5 separate regions of the Homo sapiens genome follow, and regions 2, 3, 4 and 5 are each linked to region 1. Evidence: chromatin contacts called from ENCODE Hi-C or POLR2A ChIA-PET data. All regions are on one chromosome and are shown on one strand. The core of a region is the stretch at or near the end of the contact, and the rest is flanking DNA. Distances in the headings are between cores, read along the strand shown. Region 1 holds the start of ZNF257 (zinc finger protein 257). Region 2 holds the start of ZNF724 (zinc finger protein 724). Region 3 holds the start of ZNF675 (zinc finger protein 675). Region 4 holds the start of ZNF85 (zinc finger protein 85). Region 5 holds the start of ZNF430 (zinc finger protein 430).

Region 1 (2,700 bases), core at 22-2,521:
AAAATTAGCCGGGCATGGTGGCAGATGCCTGTAATCCCAGCTACTCAGGAGGCCGAGGCAGGAGACTCACTTGAACCCAGGAGGCAGAGAACACACTTTGTGCCATTGCACTCCAGCCTGGGCAACAAAAGCGAAACTCCATCTCAAAAAAAAATAAAAAAAAAAAAACAAAAAAAACAAAAAAAAACAGACTTAGTTCCAATGATATAGTTCTAACTATATACATGCTACATTAATAATTACACATTGCTCATATAGTAATATTTTGGATATATTGGGTTACTGAAATTGTTACAATCAGTTTGACCTATTTCTTCTTTCTTTTTAAAGTTTGGCTACTAGAAAATTTAAAATTCACATTTGGCTCACATTCTATTTCAGAAGATTGCCTCCTTTTTTTTTTTTTTTTTTTGACGGAGCTTAGTTTCGCTTTTGGTGCCCAGGCTGGAGTTCAAAGCGATCTCGGCTCACTGCAACTCCTGCCTCCCGGGTTCACCTGTCTCGGCCTCCCCAGTAGCTGGGATTACAGGCACCCGCCACCATGCCCCGCTAATTTTTGTATTTTTAGTAGAGACGGAGTTTCATCGTATTGGTCAGGCTGGTCTCCAACTCCTGACCTCAGGTGATCCGCCGGCCTCGGCCTCCCAAAGTGCTGGGATTACAGGCGTGAGCCACCGCACCCGGCCATGATTGCCTCCTTCTTAAAATCTCAGGCTGCCTGATCAAAAAACCAGAAGCCAGGAAGGTCAGGAAAGCTGAAATTTTAAAATAGTTGTTATTAGATTATTTTTGTTTGTGAATAACAATATAGTGTATTTTTTTCTTTTCTTTTTTTTTTTGAGACAGAGTCTCACTCTGTGGCCCAGGCTGGAGTGCAGTGGCGCGATCTCGGCTTACTGCAATCTCCGCCTCCTGGGTTCAAGCGATTCTCCTGCCTCAGCCTCCGGAGTAGCTGGGACTACAGGCGTGAGCCACCGCGCCCGGCCATATTATGTATTATGTATAAACGCATATGACCTTACACACAAGGTTAAATGCAAATACCTTTGGGTTGGGCCTGGCTCAGCTCAGGGAGGAAAACCTGCCTGAAAAGGCTGGAGCTTAGGCTTTCACTCTTTCTTCATTCAGCCGAGCATCTGATCACGTCTCCTGTCACTCAGGGCCTAAAGGGGCGAGGCCTTAAACGTTATCCAGTCAGGGACGCTGGGCTGGAAACCGTCCAATCAGACACGAAGCTGGAGCGGACAGGGTGGCTTCCGGGTTTGGCGGGTACTTTGTCTCTCGCTCTAGCCCGAGCTGCAGGTCTCGTCTTCCCTGGTCTGTGTCCTCTTCTCCTAGGGGCCCAGCCTCTGTGGCCCTGTGACCTGCAGGTATTGGGAGATCCCCAGCTAAGACGCCAGGTCCTCCTGGAAGCCTAGAAATGGTGAGAGTGCTGGGTCCGACATCCTGGGAGAGGGGAAGGGGGTGGTTGGAACCTGTGGGAAGTCGCTGTGGCGGGACTCAGGCCTCCTTGCAGTCAGCCCTACCATCTGCGCCCGAGTTTTCCTTGGCCAGCTCGGCCTCGGTCCCCCTCAGCCATAAGATGGCGGCTGCGCTGACAGCCGGGACCCCGGGCGTCCTGTCTCTTCCCTGCGCAGTGACTGTGCCCTGGCCTGGATCCCTCTCTCGGCAGCTCTGCACCCGCAGCGCCGAGTCTCCCCAGGTTGTGCAGGGACCACAGGAGAGTCGTCAGGGGAGAATCCTGACTCGGGGTGCGGGGTTCATGAATGGGAAGAGCTTTGGTCTGTGGGGTTCTGAGTCTCTCTTTTCTCTTATTAAAAATATACAGAAGTCACCGCAAAAATATTAAAGAATTTAATTAAAGAGTGATTCAAAAATCCGGGCGCGGTGGCACACGCCTGTAATCCCAGCACTTTGGGAGGCCGAGGCAGGCGGATCACGAGGTCAGGAGATTGAGACCATTCTGGCCAATATGGTGAAACCCCGCCTCTACTAAAAATACAAAAATTAGCGGGCGTGGTGGCATGTGCCTATAATCCCAGCTACTCAGGAGGCTGAGGCAGGAGAATCGCTTGAACCAGGAAGTCAGAGGTTGCAGTGAGCCGAGATGGCGCCACTGCACTCCAGCCTGAAGACAGAGCGAGACTCCGTCTCAAAAAAAAAAAAAAAAAAAAAAAAAAAATTGTAAAGTACCCAGCTATGGTTTGTCATTTGTCGTCCATAGCAGGGGCTTGAAGAGAAGACTTTAATAACATGAGATAAAGAAAACCAAATTCAGTAATTGGTTAGATGCAGTTACATAGTTTGTTAATTTGTACTATCAAGGTGGACATTTCCTTGTTATGTAATCAGAGGTTAAATGGTAGTGTATAGTTGGCTACGCCTCAATTTTGTTTCCCCCAATTTAGTAATTTATAAAAACATGCGTTTGAGGCCGGCGCTGTGGCTCACGCTTGTAATCCGAGCACTTTGGGAGGCCCAGGCGGGCGGATCACTTGAGGTCGGGAGTTCGAGACCAGCCTTACCAACATGGAGAAACTCCGCCTCTACTAACAATACAAAATTAGCGGGGCGTGGTAGTGCATGCCTGTAATCCCAGCTACTCCGGAGGCTGAGGCAGGAGAATCGCTTGAACCCAGGAGGTGGAGGTTGCAGTGAGCCGAGATTGTGCCATTGCACTCCAGCCTGGGCAACAAGAGT
Region 2 (2,700 bases), core at 133-2,632, 1.2 Mb after region 1:
AAAAAAACTAAGAAGAAGAAAAGAGGAGAGAAACAAACAAACAAAGACAGGAAGACAGAAAGAATATAACTGTACCTAACCAATTATTGAATTTGGGATTTTTGCATCATGCACCTTATCAAAGTCCTTCAAGCCCCTCTTATAAACCAAAAACTACAACCCATAGGGGTGCTCTAAAATTTTTGAACCACTCTTTGATTAAATTATTTAATATTTTTGCAGAGACTGCCTTTTTTTTTTTTTTTTCTAGACAGAGTCTTCTTACTCTGTCGCCCAGGCTGGAGTGCAGTGGCGCGATCTTGGCTCACTGCAACCTCCTCCCAGGTTCAAGCGATTGTCCCGCCTCAGCCTCCCGAGTGGCTGGGATTACAAGCATGCGCCACTATGCCCGGCTTTTTTTTTTTGAGACAGAGTCAAGCTCTGTCACCCAAGCTGGACAGCAAATGGCGTCAGCTCGCCTCACTGCAACCTCCGCCTCCCGGGTTCAAGCGATTTTTCTGCGTCAGCCTCCTGAGTAGCTGGGATTACAGGACCGCGCCACCACGCCCGGCTAATTTTTTGTATTTCTAGTAGAAACGGGGGTTTCACCATGTTGGTCAGGCTGGTCTCGAACTCCTGACCTCGTAATCCGCCCACCTCGGCCTCCCAAAGTGCTAGCATTATAGGCGCAGGCCACTGTGCCAGACTAATTTTTATATTTTTAGTAGAGATGGGGTTTCGCCATGTTGGCCAGGCTGGTCTCGAACTCCTGGCCTCGGGTGATCCGCCCGCCTCGGCCTCTCGAAGTGCTGGGATTACAGGCGTGAACCAAAGCGCCCGGCCTGCCATAAATTTTTAATAGGGGGAAAGATGAACTGGAAACGCAGCGGACTAAAGCCCTTCCCATTCATGAACCCGCTCCCCGAGTCAGGATTCTCCCCTGACTACCCTCCCTTGGTCCCTGCACAATCTGGGAGAGACGCTGCGCTGCGGGAGCAGAGCTGCCCAGAGAGGGCTCCAGGTCAGGGCACAGTCACTGGGCGGGGAAGAGACAAGACGCCCGGGGGCCGGCTGTCAGCGAAGCCGCCATCTTATGGCTGAAGGGGACTGAGGCCCAGCTGGGCAAGGAGAACTCAGGGCGCAGTTTGTGGAGATGACTGCGGGGAGGCCCGAGTCCGCCACAGCCACTTCCCACAGGTTTCAACCAGCCCCTCCCTCTCTCTCCGGATGTCGGAGCCGCCACTCTCACCATTTCTAGGCTTCCAGGGGAGGCCCTGGCGTCTTAGCTGTGGATCTCCCAATGCTTGCAGGTCAGAGGGCCACAGAGGCTGGGCCTCTAAGAGCAGGGGACACAAAGCAGGGAAGACGAGACCAAGCGCTCCAGCTGCAGCGAGAGACAAAGGCCCCGCCAAATCCCGGAAGCCGCCCTGTCCGCTCCAGTTGCGTGCCTGATTGGACGGTCCCCAGCTCAGGGTCCCTGATTGGAAAACGTCTAAGGCCCAGCCCCTTCAGGCCTTAAGTGACAGAAGACCTGACCAAACGCTGGACTGAATGAAGAAAGAGTGACAGCCTAAGCTGCAGCGTTTTCAGGCAGGGCTTCCTCCCTGAGCTTAGCCCACCCCGGAGGGTATTTGCATTTGACCTCGTGTATGAGGTTTCATGTATTTATAAATAACATACTATACGGCTATTCACAAATGAAAAATATATAATAACAATAATTTTAAAATTTCAGTTTTTATGATCTTCCTGGCTTCTGGCATTTGAGCAAGCAGCCTGAGACTTTTTTAAAAAGGCAATCCTCTGAAATAAAATATAAGCCACATGTGAATTTTGAATTTTCTAGTAGCCAACTTTAAAAAGAAACAAGAAAAAGGTGGAGTTGATTGTAACAATTTAACTTACCCAATATATCCAAAATATTATCAGTTTAATATGTGAGCAATAATTATATATGTATATACATGTATATGTATGTATATATGTATATATGTGTGTATATATGTATATATGTATGTGTGTATATATGTATATATATGTGTGTGTGTATATATATATACATATATATATATATATATATATATATATATATATATATCACTAAATCTTTGAAACTCACTCTGTATTTTACCATTCCAGCACATCGCAGTTTAGACCAGCGACATTCCAGGCACCCAGGAGCCACACGTGGCCAATAGCTGCCATATTGAAGTGCAGCTGCGATGTCAGCTGAGTGAAGGGCCTGGACATCAGAGGTGGGGGAAAGCCTCTTCCTACCAACATCTCTTCAGTTCCCAGGGTGGAACAGATAGTGGCCATAAAAGAGCAGAAGGCAGCAAGAATAAAATAACCACACATAGACCACTGCTGGCCACCTGTTGACCACCTTCCTTCCAGATTAAACAGTGAACAACAAGTGATGGGGTGACAGGAGAAGTAAACTCTATGTCTTCATATCTGTCCAGTCTTTTTTGAGACAGACTTTCACTCTTATTGCCCAGGCTGGAGTGCAGTGAAGTGCAATGGCAGGATCGCGGCTCACCACAACCTCCACCTCCCAGGTCCAAGCAATTCTCCTACCTCAGCCTCCCAAGTAGCTGGGATTACAGGCACGTGCCACCACACCCAGCTAATCTTTTGTATTTTTATTAGAGACAGGGTTTCTCCATGTTGGTCAGGCTGGTCTTGAACTCCCGACTTCCGGTGATCTGCCGGCTCCCA
Region 3 (2,733 bases), core at 23-2,522, 1.6 Mb after region 1:
AGGCAATTAGACGGAGGTTACTCTAGTCCCTGGGTTCCTATTTTTTAAAAACTCTAACTCAAATGCATTTTTTTGCAAATTACTGAATTGAGGGAAACAAAAATTTAGGCTTAACCAATCATAAACTGCCAATTAACCTCTGATTACATAACCAGGAAATGTCCACCTTAATTGTACAAGTCAAGTAACTATGAACTGTACCTAACCAATTATTTAATTTGGTTTTCTTCATCATGTACCTTTAAAAGTCTTTCCTTCAAGCTGCTCTCATAAAGTCACAAGCTCCAAACCACAGCTGAATGCTCCACAATTTTTGAATCACTCTTTGATTAAATTCTCCAATATTTTTGTGGTGATCCCCATAATTTATTTATTTATTTAACTTATTTATTTATATATTTTTTAAGACGGAGTTTCGGTCTTGTTAACCAGGCTGGAGTGCAATGGCGTCATCTCGGCTCACTGCAACCGCCACCTCCCGGGTTCAAGCGGTTCTCCTGCCTCAGCCTTCTGAGTATCTGGGATTACAGGCATGTGCCACCACGCCCGGCTAATTTTGTATTTTTAGTAGAAACGGGGTTTCACCATGTTGGTCAGGCTGGTCTTGAACTCCTGACCTCAGGTGATCCACCCACCTCGGTCTCCCAAAGTGCTGGTATTACTGACCTGAGCCACCGCGCCCGGCCCTCCCATAAAATTTTAATAGGAGAAAACAGGAACTGGGAACCCCACGGACCAAAACTCTTCCCATTAATGAACCCGCACCCTGAGTCAGGATTCTCCGGTGACGGCCCTCCTGTGGTCCCTGCACAATCTGAGAGAAATGCGGCGCTGCGGGTACAGAGCTGCCCAGAGAGGGCTACAGGCCAGGGCACAGTCACTAGGCAGAGAAGAGACGGGATGCCCCGGGGCTGGCTGTCAGCGCGCCGCCATCTTATGGCTGCAGGGGACTGAGCCGAGCTGGGGAAGGAGAACTCGGGGTGCAGATTGTGGAGCTGACTGCGGGGAGGCCTGAGTCCCGCCATAGCCATTTCCCACGGGTTCCAACCAGCCCCTTCCCCCTCTCGGGATGTCGCACCCGTAACTCTCACCATTTCTAGGCTTCCAGGGGGTCCTGGAGTCTTAGCTGTGGATCTCTCAATTTCTGCAGGTCACAGGCCCACAGAGGCTGGACCTCTAGGAGCAGAGGACACAGAGCAATGAAAGCGAGACCTGGAGCTCCGGCTGCAGCGAGAGACAAAGGCGCCGCCAAATCCCGGAAGCCATCTTGTCTGCTCCAGCTGCGTGCCTGATTGGACGGTTCCCAGCCCAGCGTGCCTGATTGGACAACGTTTAAGGTCCTGACCCTTCAGGCCCTGAGTGACAGAAGATGTGATCAGACACTGGGCTGAGTGAAGACTGATAGCCTGCGCTGCAGCCTTTTCAGCCGGGGCTTCCTCTTTTAGCTGAGCCAGGCCCATCCCATAGGGTATTTGTATTTAACCTTGTGTATAAGGTCATATACATTTATAAATGATATATGGCTACTCACAAAGAAAAATAATATAATAATAATTATTTTAGAATTTCAGACTTTATGACCTTCCTGGCTTCTGGTCCTTTGAGTAGGCAGCCTGAGAATTTTAAAAAGAGGCAATCCTCAAATAAAATGTGAGCCACATGTGAATTTTAAATTTTCTAGTAGTCAAACTTTAAAAAGAAAAAAACAAGTGGAATTGATTGTAACAATCTAACCCAATATATCCAAAGTACTATCATTTTAGTATGAGAGCAATATGAAATTATTGATGAAATACACATATATATGTATATATGTGTATACACACACACACACACACACACACACACACACACATATATGGAACTAAATCTTTGAAAATAACTCTATTTTACCTAACACATTGCAATTCAGACCAGCCACATTCCAGGCACCCAGTAGCCACACGTGGCCAATAGCTGCCACATTAAAATGCAGCTCTGATGTCAGGGGGGTGAAGAAGAGCCTGAACATCCCTTTTTTGCCAGAGGTGAGGGGACAGCCTCTCTCTACCAACATCTCTCTTCAATTCCAAGGAAAAAACAGTTAGTGACCATAGAAAGAACAGAGGACAGATAGAATAAAATAACCACAGGTCGACCTGTGGTTACCTCTGGTTATTTTATTAACTACTGCTGCCCACCTGTTGCTCACCTTAATTCCAAACATCAGACAGTGAACAAAGAATGATGAAGCCACAAAACAAGAAAACTCTGTATCTTCAGATCTGTCCACAGTCTTAACCTCCAATGTTTAGATATGGAGAAAATAGATTAAAGGCAAACTTATTTTGCTATTTGGCCTTGGCCCTAACGGTCAGCCTGTGGTTATCTGTTTTCTCCTGTGGTGTGGTGAACTGTGTGAGTATAAGCACCAATCACACGCAGACATGTCTACATGTATTTTTGCATTATTCAATATTCTCTTACAAGACATAAGACTTTAAGTCAAGAATAAAGGTAATGTGAGTCTTTTTTCTTGCATTGGCGCTACCCACAGGGTGCATCATGACATATTGCTAAGTTCTGCATTCAGGTTATGTGGCTCTCTTCTTTTACCCAGGCCCAGAATATTTTGCACAATAGAACATATTACTAGGCCCAACATATATAAAATGGGAGGCCCTTGCCTGAGCCTTTTTTACAGAGGGCCTTGTGACATATCTCTGCATCAATCACCTAAGAGATGCAACTGTC
Region 4 (2,700 bases), core at 159-2,658, 1.1 Mb before region 1:
ATGGCCAGGGGTGGTGGCTTATGCCTATAATCCCAGCACTTTAGGAGGCCAAGGCGGTTGGATCACCTAAGGTCAGGAGTTCAAGACCAGCCTGACCAACATGGAGAAATCCCGTCTCTACTAAAAGTACAAAAAATTAGCCGGGCGTGGTAGTGCATGCCTGTAATCCCAGCTACTCGGGAGGCTGAGGTAGGAGAATTGCTTGAACCCAGGAGGCAGAGGTTGCAGTGAGCCAAGACCACACCATTGCGCTTTAGCCTGGGCAACAAGAGTGAAACTCCATCTCAAAAAAAAGAAATGCCGAAATACATGTGGACATGTATGCATGTGATTGTGCTTATATTCACTCAGTTTCCCACACCACAGAAGAAAACAGGTAACCACAGCCTGAACATTAGAGTCGAGGTCAAATAGCAAAATAAGTTTGCCTTTAATCTATTTTCTTCCTATGTAAACATTAAAGGTCAAGACTGTGAACAGATCTGAAGACATAGTTTTTTTTCTCCTGTGGCCCATCATCCTTTGCTCACTGTCTGATCTCTGAAAGAAAGATGGGCAACAGGTGGTAAGCAGTGGTTTACCTGTGATTTATTCCTGCTGCCATCAGCTTTTTCTATAGCCACTATTTGTTTCACCCTCGGAACTGAAAAGAGACGTTGATAAATAGAGGCTGTCCCCTCACCTGTGGCAGAAAAGGGGTGTTCAGGCCCTCCACCCCCACTGACATCACAGCTGTACTTCAATGTGGCAGCTATTGGCCATGTGTGGCTCCTGGGTGCCTGGAATGTGGCTGGTCTGAACTGCGATGTGCTAGAAAGGTAAAATACAGAATTAGTTTCAAAGATTTTGTTTCAAATGTATTTATATTTCATTAATAATTACATATTGCTCACATATTAAAATGAAAATATTTTGAATATATTGGGTTAAATAAATTGCTACAATCAATTCCACTTGTTTCTTCTTTCTTTTTAAAGTTTGGCTACTAGAAAATTTAAAATTCACCTGTGACTCACATTTTATTTCAGAGGATTGCCTGTTCAAAGGACCAGAATACAGGAAGGTCATAAAATCTAAAATTTTAGAACAATTGTTGTTATACTTTGTTCATTTGTGAATAGCCATATAATATATTATTTTTGAATGCATATAAATTGATACACAAGGTAAGGGCAAATACTCTCTGGTGTGAGCCTGGCTCAGCTCAGGAAGGAAGCCCTGTCTGAAAAGGCTGCAGCCTAGGCTGTCACTCGCTCTTCTTTCAGCCCAGCATCTGATCACATCTTCTGTCACTCAGGGCCTGAAAAGAAGGTGCCTTAAATATCATCCAATCAGAGACGCTGGGCTGGGAACCGTCCAATCAGGAACGCAGCTGGTGCGGATAGGGCGGCTTCCGGGATGTGGCGGGGCCTTTGTCTCTCGCTGCAGCCTGAGCTCTAGGTCTTGTTTTCCCTGCTTTGTGTTTTCTGCTCGTGGACGCCCAGCCTCTGTGGCCCTGTGGCCTGCAGGTATTGGGAGATCCACAGCTAAGACGCCGGGACCCCCTGGAAGCCTAGAAATGGTGAGAGTGCCAGGTCCGCCATCCCGAGGGGGAAAGGGGTTGGTTGAAACCGGTGGGAAGCGGCTGTGGCGGGACTCAGGCCTCCCTGTAGTCAGCTCCACAATCTGCGCTCCAGTTCTTTTTGCCCAGCTCGGCCCCAGTTCCTCCAGCCATAAGATGGCGGCTGCGCTGACAGCCGGCCCGGGCGTCCTGTCTCTTCCCTGCGCAGTGACTGTGCCCTGGACTGGAGCCCTCTCTGGGCAGCTCTGCATTCGCAGCACCGCGTCTCTCCCAGATTGAGCAGGGACCACGGGAGGGTTGTCAGGGGAGAATCCTGACTCGGGGTGCGGGTTCATGAAAGAGCTTTGGGCTGTGGGGTTCCCAGTTCCTCTTTTTTTCTGTTAAAAATGTATGGGGGGACGGGCGTGGTGGCTCACGCCTGTAATTTCAGCACTTTGGGAAGCCGAGGCGGGCGGATCATCTGAGGTCAGGAGTTCAAGACCATCCTGGCCAACATGGTGAAACCCCGTCTCAATTTTTAAAAATACAAAAATTAGCCGGGCGTCGTGGCGCGCGCCTGCAATCCCAGCTACTCAGGAGTTTGAGGCAGGAGAATCGCTTGAACCCGGGAGGCGGAGGTTGCAGTGAGCCTACATCGCGCCACTGCACTCCAGCCTGGGCAATAAGAGTGAAACTCCGTCTCAAAAAAAAAAAAAAAAGATGTATAGGAGTCACCGCAAAAATATTAAAGAACTTAAAAAGTGGTTCAAGTATTGTAGAGCACTCAGCTATGGTTTGTAGTTTGTGGTCCATGGGAGGAGCTTGAATAAAAGACTTTTATAAGGTGCATGATAAAAAAATCAAATTAGTAATTGGTTAGGTACAGTTATATAGTCTCTTAATTTGTACGATCGTGTTGGCAATTTTCTGGTTATGTGATCAGAATTTAATTGGCAGTTTATAGTTGGTTAAGCCTGAATTTTGTTTTCCCCGATGTGGTAATTTACTAAAAAATGAAATTTTAGTTAGATTTTTTTAAAAAGGAGGACCCCAGGGACTAGAGCCACCTCAGTCTAATTGCCTGCCACTGAATCATTTTCACAGTCCACAGGGGACTTCTTTTCCCCTGCATTTTTCACATATGTCTCAAGCAGGGTCTC
Region 5 (2,700 bases), core at 10-2,509, 1.0 Mb before region 1:
ACATAAATATATATAAATATAAATATGTATAATATATAAATATATAAAAATATATAAAAATATAAATATAAAAAATATATATAAATATAAATATATAAATATAAATATAAATATATATAAATATATACATATAAATATATAAATATAAATATATAAATATATAAATATAAATATATATAAATATATAAATATATATATATAAATATATAAATATATAAATATATATATATAAATATATAAATATTTATATATAAATATATATAAATATATAAATATATATAAATATATAAATATATATAAATATATATAAATATATAAATATATATAAGTATATAAATATAAATATATATAAATATATAAATATATATATAAATATATATAAATATATAAATATATATAATTATATAAATATAAATATATATAAATATATATAAATGTATATAAATACATAAATAAATATATAAATATATATAAATATATATATAAATAAATATATACAAATATATATAAATAAATATATATAAATATATATAAATAAATATATATAAATATATATAAATAAATATATAAATATATAAATATATAAATAAATACATATATAAATATATAAAATATATATAAATAAATATATAAAAATATATATAAATAAATATATATAAATAAATATATATATATATATATATATATATATTTTAGACAGAGTTGTGCTCTTGTTGCCCAGGCTGGAGTGCAATGGCACAATCTCGGCTCACCGCAACCTCCGCCTCCCAGGTTCAAGCGGTTCTCCTGCCTCAGCCTCCCGAGTACCTGGGATAACACACATGGGCCACCACAACCCGCTAATTTTATATTTTTTATAAAGACTGGGTTTCTCCATGTTGGTCAGGCTGGTCTCTAACTCCCGACCTCAGGTCATCTGCCCGCTTCAGCCTTCCAAAATGTTGGGATTACGGGCGTGAGCCACCGTGACCGGCCCCATATATTATTTATAAATGCATATGACCTTACACACAAGGTTAAATGCAAATAACCTCTGGGGTGGGCCTGGCTCAGCTCAGGGAGGAAGCCCTGTCAGAGAAGGATGCAGCCCAAGCTGTCACTCTTCTTTCAGCCCCGCATCTCATCACATCTTCCGTCAATCATGGCCTGAGGGGGCGGGGATTTAAATGTTATCCAATCAGAGACGCTAGGCAGGGAACCGTCCAATCAGGCACGCAGGTGAAGCGGACAGGGCGGCTTCCGGGTTTGGCGGGGCCTTTGTCCCTCGCTGTGGCCTGAGCTCCAGGTCTCGTCTTCAGCGCTCTGTGTCCTCTGCTCCTAGAGGTCCAGGCTCTGTGGCCCTGTGACCCGCAGGTATTGGGAGATCTACAGCTAAGACGCCAGGAACCCCTGGAAGCCTAGAAATGGTGAGAGTGCCGGGTCCGACATCCCCAGAGAGGGGAGGGGCTGGTTGTAATGGGTGGGAAGTGGCTGTGGCGGGACTCAGGCCTCCCGGCAGTCAGCTGCACAATCTGCGCCCCGAGTTCTTGCCCAGCTGGGCCTCAGTCCCCATCAGCCTTAAGATGGCGGCTGCGCTGACAGGCGGGCCCCAGCACGTCCCGTCTCTTCCTTGCGCAGTGACTGTGCCCTGGCCTGGAGCCCTCTCTGGGCAGCTCTGCATCCGCAGCGCCGCGTCTCTCCCAGACTGTGCAGGGACCACGGGAGGATCGTCACGGGAGAATCGTCACGGGAGAATCCTGACTTGGGGTGCGAGTTCATGAATGGGAAGAACTTTGGTCCTGGGTTCCTAGTTCCTCTTTTCTCCTATTAAAAATGTACAGACCGGGAGGGGTGGCTCACGTCTGTAATCCCAGTACTTTGGGAGGCCGAGGCGGGCGCATCACTAAGTCAGGAGAGTTCAAGACCAGCCTGGCCAGCATAGTGAAACCCCGTCTTTACTAAAAATACAAAAATTTGCCGGGCATGGTGGTACACGCCTGTAGTCCCAGCTACTTGGGAGACTGAGGCAGGAGAATCACTTGAACCTGGGAGGTGGAGATTGCAGTGAGCCGAGATAGCGCCACTGCACTACAGCCTGTGTAACAGAGCAAGACTCCGTCTCGGAAAAAAAAAATGTACAGAAGTCACCACAAAAATATTAAAGAAATTAATCAAAGAGTGATTAAAAAACTGTTGAGCACCCAGCTGTGGTTTGTAATTTGTTGTTCATGGCGGGGCTTGAAGGAAAGACTTTTATAAGGTGCATGATGAAGAAAGCCAAATTCAGTAATTGGTTAGGTACCGTTATGTAGTTTCTTAGTTTGTACAATAAAGGTGAAAATTTTCTGGTTGTGTAATCAGACCTTAATTGGCAGTATACAGTTGATTAAGCCTGAATTTTGTGTCTTTCAATGTAGTAATTTTCAAAACGATGCGCCTGAGTTAGATTTTTTTTTTTTTTTTTTTTTTTTTTTTTTGAGATGGAGTCTCGCTCTTGTCGCCCAGGCTGGAGTGCAGTGGCACAATCTCGGCTCACTACAACTTCTGCCGCTGCCTGTGTTCAAGCTTCTCCTGCCTCAGCCTTTTGAGTAGCTGGAATTACAAGCGCCTGCCACCCTGCCCAGCTAATTTTTGTACTTTTAGTAGAGACGGGGTTTCACCATGTTGGCCTGGCTGGCCTCGAACTCTTGACCTCAGGTGATCCGCCTGCCTTGGCCTCCC

The links. A loop is a pair of places that touch in the nucleus more often than their neighbours do. ChIA-PET counts read pairs that join two places held with the same protein, here RNA polymerase II (POLR2A). Pooled maps may share reads with other maps.
Region 2: a map of naive thymus-derived CD4-positive, alpha-beta T cell shows a loop between it and region 1 (23-fold over the local background). The contact joins the promoter of ZNF724 here to the promoter of ZNF257 in region 1. A Hi-C loop is called at or near these places in 2 of 168 maps with a recorded cell type or tissue (CD4-positive, alpha-beta T cell and naive thymus-derived CD4-positive, alpha-beta T cell) and 5 of 50 pooled maps.
Region 3: a map of naive thymus-derived CD4-positive, alpha-beta T cell shows a loop between it and region 1 (8-fold over the local background). The contact joins the promoter of ZNF675 here to the promoter of ZNF257 in region 1. A Hi-C loop is called at or near these places in 1 of 168 maps with a recorded cell type or tissue (naive thymus-derived CD4-positive, alpha-beta T cell), 1 of 37 single-sample maps with no recorded cell type and 5 of 50 pooled maps. POLR2A ChIA-PET finds 5 or more read pairs at or near these places in 2 of 52 experiments (CD4-positive, alpha-beta T cell and OCI-LY7).
Region 4: a pooled map shows a loop between it and region 1 (11-fold over the local background). The contact joins the promoter of ZNF85 here to the promoter of ZNF257 in region 1. A Hi-C loop is called at or near these places in 5 of 50 pooled maps. POLR2A ChIA-PET finds 5 or more read pairs at or near these places in 3 of 52 experiments (CD4-positive, alpha-beta T cell, activated CD4-positive, alpha-beta memory T cell and naive thymus-derived CD4-positive, alpha-beta T cell).
Region 5: a loop to region 1 is called in a map of naive thymus-derived CD4-positive, alpha-beta T cell, with 12 times the contacts of the local background. The contact joins the promoter of ZNF430 here to the promoter of ZNF257 in region 1. A Hi-C loop is called at or near these places in 1 of 168 maps with a recorded cell type or tissue (naive thymus-derived CD4-positive, alpha-beta T cell) and 7 of 50 pooled maps. POLR2A ChIA-PET finds 5 or more read pairs at or near these places in 1 of 52 experiments (CD4-positive, alpha-beta T cell).

Annotation. Positions count from the first base shown.
Region 1 is chr19:22,051,213-22,053,912 of GRCh38, forward strand. It overlaps ZNF257 (zinc finger protein 257), which reads left to right and starts at 1,272. Exons shown (of 4, transcript NM_033468.4): 1 at 1,272-1,423. The coding sequence starts at 1,421.
Region 2 is chr19:23,249,012-23,251,711 of GRCh38, forward strand. ZNF724 (zinc finger protein 724) reads right to left here and starts at 1,383. Exons shown (of 4, transcript NM_001355404.2): 1 at 1,229-1,383. The coding sequence starts at 1,231. RefSeq lists an enhancer at 1,004-1,293 and a silencer at 1,424-1,483.
Region 3 is chr19:23,685,940-23,688,672 of GRCh38, forward strand. It overlaps ZNF675 (zinc finger protein 675), which reads right to left and starts at 1,273. Exons shown (of 4, transcript NM_138330.3): 1 at 1,092-1,273. The coding sequence starts at 1,094. RefSeq lists enhancers at 1-679, 811-1,200, 1,491-1,540.
Region 4 is chr19:20,921,843-20,924,542 of GRCh38, forward strand. It overlaps ZNF85 (zinc finger protein 85), which reads left to right and starts at 1,409. Exons shown (of 4, transcript NM_003429.5): 1 at 1,409-1,561. The coding sequence starts at 1,559.
Region 5 is chr19:21,019,398-21,022,097 of GRCh38, forward strand. It overlaps ZNF430 (zinc finger protein 430), which reads left to right and starts at 1,260. Exons shown (of 5, transcript NM_025189.4): 1 at 1,260-1,406. The coding sequence starts at 1,404. RefSeq lists enhancers at 950-1,543, 1,544-2,135.